Regions from separate parts of the Homo sapiens genome. Here region 1 is linked to region 2. A link is a contact called in ENCODE Hi-C data. All regions are on one chromosome and are shown on one strand. The core of a region is the stretch at or near the end of the contact, and the rest is flanking DNA. Distances in the headings are between cores, read along the strand shown. Region 1 holds the start of LINC02392 (long intergenic non-protein coding RNA 2392). Region 2 overlaps LOC107984543 (a long non-coding RNA gene).

Evidence for each region. Hi-C counts contacts between places; a loop is a spot of excess contacts on that map. Pooled maps may share reads with other maps.
Region 1: a loop to region 2 is called in a map with no recorded cell type, with 2.2 times the contacts of the local background. The contact joins the promoter of LINC02392 here to the enhancer-like site in region 2. A Hi-C loop is called at or near these places in 3 of 37 single-sample maps with no recorded cell type and 9 of 50 pooled maps.

Annotation. Positions count from the first base shown.
Region 1 is chr12:90,291,849-90,294,587 of GRCh38, forward strand. LINC02392 (long intergenic non-protein coding RNA 2392) reads left to right here and starts at 1,470. Exons shown (of 3, transcript NR_135018.1): 1 at 1,470-1,712.
Region 2 is chr12:89,759,429-89,762,442 of GRCh38, forward strand. All of the region lies in intron 2 of LOC107984543 (a long non-coding RNA gene), which reads left to right. Among named protein-coding and RNA genes, the nearest start is that of ATP2B1-AS1, 52 kb to the left of the region's middle. Within about 2 kb of position 1,508, at least 4 of the 41 ENCODE cell types and tissues checked have a DNase peak (open chromatin) inside an H3K27ac peak, as active enhancers do.

The sequences.
Region 1 (2,739 bases), core at 220-2,719, 530 kb after region 2:
TCTCATTACTTTCTCTATTACTTAAGCCAAGAGGTTTTTATTAATCACTCACAAACTTGCATCTCTGCACTAAATTCTGGCAATACTTGGAATGCTTTGATGTCATATAGTATCTGAACAGAGCAATGTTCTTGATGGTATGTAGAATAATTGTAAAATAATTTTTATTTTTTCAAAAACAAAATTATCTTCAAAAGTGCCCACCTAGGGCACACTCTTTTTAACTTACATTCTGGCAAATAACTGATATTGACCATCCATTGCTCCTCAAAAGAAAAATGATTCCCTGTTAGACAGACTCTTAAGTTAAAAATACCTTTTAGGCATATACTTAAAGTCTCATTTCTTTTCCTATGTCCTCCACAATGTCTTTAATGTGCTTGATTTGGGTAATAACACCCAGCAGTCACGGAAGACAGAAACAGCCACCTTGATTACTCCCTCAGCATACTTATGCATGAACTGAGTCTTGATGCATGAACAAAAACACTTCAAGGTCATATTCCTTATCTCTCTAGGTTATTATTCTCTCTTAAGAGGAAACTACGATGCTTCCTCTCTTACCAGAATGATAATCGAGATATTAACACACGGCTTTGTCATAAATCCTAAACACAACTAAGTATAGATAAAGATCTACAACAGAGCAAAAATTCTCTAGCACTGGATACATACACAAACTATCCTAGGCAGTTTCTCCTAACAGCTGCTAAATTACTTCTATTAATTGCAGCTTCATAAAACTAAAGAAAAGAAAAGAAAAAGAAAGAAAACAACAAGGCTGTTTAATGGCATGCCTCTGTGTTACTACTTTTCTGTATGGTACACAGCAAAGCAATCAAACATTTGGACATTACAAATATCCTAGCAATCAATTTGATTTAAAATACTCTCCAAATGTAGATACTGCAAATGAAAAGACTCATTTCTTTTAGCCATTATTTCTAATGCTGCTAAAAAGATGCAGTTGGGGAAATGCTTATCAGAAGTACTAAATCAGCATTACAGATATATATCAAGGAACCAGATGAATCTACAATTGCAACCAATTTGTTTTTCAGACGAGGTTTTATTTTTTTTCAGACTTGATGGATGGCTGTTTTTTAAGAATAATATTTGTCTAGAATGGATTAACTCAGGAGAGTGATACAAATATACCCAAAAGAATGAAGAAGTGTAAGTGGAGAGTGGTATATATAAACTATATCCAGGAAGAAATGAAATAATCGAAAGGTCCATTTTATGCTTGACATTTAGAGAACAGCCCTCCAAATTTACATAGTGACAAGAATGCTGAACAAGGTCAGGACAATGGAAACTTCTTTGGCAGGATCTAGTTGTGATATCAATGGGGAAATGTCTTAAACCAGGTATCTCAACCTTAGTTCTATTGACATTCTGGGCTAGGTAATTCTTTGTTGTGAGAAACTGTTCTCTGTATTCTAGAATGCTTAGGAGCATTACTGACCTCTTCCAGTGCGATGCCAGTAGCACCCTCAACTGTGAAAATAAAAAATGTCTCCAGACATCGCCACTTGTTTCCTGAGGGCTAAATTACCAGTTGTTGTAAACTACTGTTTTACATACTTTTTGGTTTTTTAATCTCTAAAGAGAGGAGTTGTGAAAAGATGTGTCTTTTCCAGCTCTGATATTCTCTGACCTGTCCAGCTATGCTCACAAAATTGATGAGAAACTCTATCTGTTCTTATCAGGTAACACCAGAACTAGCCTTTTTATGTTCTCAACTTGCAGAAATTATAGCTAGTTTCCCCACACACAGTAAGGGAATTCCAACTGCATCTTGTGCCATATTTTGAGTTAAAATTTTACTTTGCTCGTTTTCATTCTTTATGCAGCATCTTCCGGATAGGGTGGTCAACTGTCTCAGTTACCTGAGACTTTCGTGGTTTTGGCATTGAAAGTCCTGTGTCCTGAAAAAGCCCTCGATCCTGAGGAAACAGATCACTTTCCTTCTATAACTATTTCCACATGGTTTTGCATGTGTGTAGATATGCGTATATACAAACATGTCATGAAGAATACTATAGTACTATTCTAATAGTGTTAGAATAGTATAGTAATAGAATAATATAGTACTCAGTTATCTTAATCTATTTTTTATTATTTTATTTTTAACATATTTTATGTTATCAAGTATTATTTAACTATATTATTTTAATGCATGATTATTATCTTATTCTATTAACGTACTACAGTTTATTGAATAATTTCCATATGATTAGACATTTATGCTCTTTCTAGTTTCTTTTAAAATAAAAAATCAATGCTCAATGAACATTCTAATAGTTACACATTTATGCATACCTTTTAAATATTTTTAAATTAAACATTTTAATTTTGAATAATTTAAAATATCCTACAGGATATAGATATATAACAACCCTGTATCTATTCTGTCATATTTAATTTACATTACAGAGTTAAAAAATAAATAGAAATGAAATTTAGCAAATTCAGCTGAAGTCTGTCCTCCCTACCTCCCCACGTGTACCCACTGTCCTTAAGAAAGTGTGTGCCATTCCCATCAATGACCCTGAACATTTGTCACATACTTAATTATCTACAAAAAGCAAAAACGATTCACCAGCATTGTACATTTCCTTTTGCATCTTGAGTTTTTGCCCAACATCATTTTTTAGAGATTTATCCATGTTGATAGATCTATATTATTAGCTATAACTGCTATATAATGTTCTGTTTCATGACTGAACTTTCATT
Region 2 (3,014 bases), core at 258-2,757:
AATTTACCCATGTAACAAACCTGCACACATACTCCCTGAATCTAAAATTAAAGTTGAAATTTGCTTACAAAATGATTAAGGATATTCTCCTAAAAAACACATCTTTTCGTACCTAAAAAAACACATCTTTTCGTACCTAAAAAAACTAATAATAATAATCCAAACCATCACCTAATATAACCTCTATATTTAAATTTCCATAACTGTCACCAAATGTCACTTATAGCTGTATTGTTTTTCTTTGTAGCAACCAGTCTAGGATTATGTATAGCATTTGAGTTTGAGATCTTTCATCTCTTTTTACAGAATAGTTTCCCACTCTTTTTTTTTTTTTTTTTTTGCTTTTCATGCTATTATTTTTTTCTGAAGAGTCTAGGTCACTTGTAATAAAAAGTGTTCCAAATTTTGTATTTGTTTAATTGTTTTCTCATAGTTAGATTTAGGTTAAAGTATTTCTGGCAGAAAGAGTACACAGGTGAATGACAGGTTGCTCCATTGTCGGTGATACTGAGTTTAGTCACTTGATTAGGATAGTTACTGCCAGACTTCTTCATTGTAAAGGTAAACTTTCTACTTTTTAATTGATAAGCTATCTGTGGAGCAATACTTTGAGTTCAAGGTTTTAGCATCCGTTGATGATCCTTGACTGAATTAATTACTACACTGGAGAGTACAGAATTCTCGTTTTCTCCCTATACTGCCTGTAGACTAGGAATCTTCTGCTCCTAAAGCTGTACTTCTAGTGTTCTGAAACCAGTGTGCTCCACTGTGGATACCACCATGCAGTGGTAGAAGGAGCAAGAGGTGAGTCATGGAATCAGATAGCAGATAAAATGGCAGATCAGGTACTAGAGATGCTGGGCATGGCATATTATTGAGAAGCAAAAGAGCTAGTTTGGTGATACTAAAGTTTCAATTCTGTATTTTTTGGGTGGTCACACTTTGTATTTTCCATTCGTTAGCTAACTTTCCTTTCAAAATAGTGTTTTTGGGGGGGAAGGGAAAATAATTAAACACATTTGATATAAATCTATTTTTAATCCCTTTATTATAGTTTTCTGTTCTCTTTGCATTTTTCCTCTTGTTTTCTCTTCTCTTCTTTTCTCTCTTTAGAGCCCTTTCTTCTTTTTAAAATATCTGCTCAAAATTTAACTATGAATTTTCTGTTTTCTCAATTTACCTCTTCCAATTGATCAGACTGTAATTTTTCTTCTAGTTGATTGGTGCTTTTCGCTCTTCTAGGTAGGATGAGGGCTTCAGAAATTATATGGCAACTTTTAATTCTCACATGTGATGCCCTAGGCTCAACTCTTCATGTAATAAAACACCTTATTTTAGAAAATATTCATTTAAAAAGATATTACAACATATTCTCAAACAAACTTTGATGAGTTTAGTTGTCTCAGCACTACTCTGGCTATTTTAAAGTACATTATTTTGTTAACCACACCCTTTCACCTTTTATAAAGCTGAAAAATAGGAAGCGTTTTTTTCTTTTCATTTTTTGTCTTGGTAGTTTGTAACCACATTTTTTGCACTGTGGTTTCATGTAAGCGGTTGTTGATAATCAACTGATGAGTGTTGTTATGTACAAAAGTCATGCTTTTGAGGCATGGAAGTGAGTGAAAGAACATTTGAGACAATGTATATTTAACTCTACAAATAACATGTTTCTATGGTATGGAAGACAAATGATTTTCTCTAATTTTTCACCTGTCCAACAAACAGCACTTTGGTTGTTCAAAGATTATTGTCATGATTCACTTTGTAGTTTAAAATAAAGATTAGATATTTTTTGTCTTAGTGCAATTTAATTACTTATTAAAAAAAATCCCAGGAGGCTTTAGCAATTCCCTCCTGAATAATTTACAACTCAAAATGATAATAGTAATACTATAGTATATGACATTGTTTTAAATTAAAAGATGTAAGTTAATCGATTGATATGATTTTAAATTCAATTCTCTGAACGAAAATTAAGAATTAAGCTCACACATAAGGATTGGAGAAGGCCTTCTGTGGTGGCAGTTGTTAATGTCTTTCAGTGCTTTGGAAGAAAATTGCGGAAGGAGACTTTGGCTATGCCTCAGGGATGTCCTTGACACTGCACCTGCCACGTGATTTTTCCAGACAAGGAAGGCTATTTTCCTCAAAATGTGAATTTAATCCCTATGTAAACCTTCTGAGGCTAGAAATTCAGTCACATTATATAGTATAAATGATATTTTAGAAGAATATGTTGTTTGAAGAAGATCAGTTTTGAGCCTGTTTAATATTAACAAAGAATTTCCTAAACTTAGTTGCCCCTGGAAATTATCCTTTGTACTGAAAAACCCCCAAAACACAAAACATGTTAAAACAAAACAAAACAAAACAGTGGCACTTGTGTTCTATAGAATTCACTTTGGAAATTGAAATTTAGTGACTTTATTTTGGAAGTTAAAGTCTATACCAGATAGTTTTTGAAAGCACCTTCAATCCTATAACAATAAAATTCCAGTATAACATGTTAGCAAGATCTTGTGTTCAACATTGTGTTATAATATACTATAGATACAATTTCTCTGTAAGAAAAAAAATGTTGTTTACTAACGTAAATGCAGTTTTAAGGGGAATTAAAATGAGTTTTCGTTACATGATATTTTATTGGATGACTAAAAATGAGCTCATTTTAAGTGGAAAGACTGGTTTTATGATTCAGATATTTTTATTATAATTTAAAAAAGCATTTTCTTATAGTTTCTTTGAAATTAAAAAACAAGAAAACGTCAAAACCTGCCATTGAAGATTTTCTGGTGTCCTAGTGGCACTTTTCAGATGAAACTTTGAGAAACATTATTGTGATTTTTTAAAATAATAAAATGCTAACATGGTGCTATTGTATAGTCAAAATGTATAAGCAGTTAAATGTTACAGAATAGTTGAAAATATGTAAGACATTTATTTCATTGTTCCTTAGAAATTTTTTTTCATCAACCCTTGTTTCCTGAGCTAAACCAACCGAGGGACAAAAA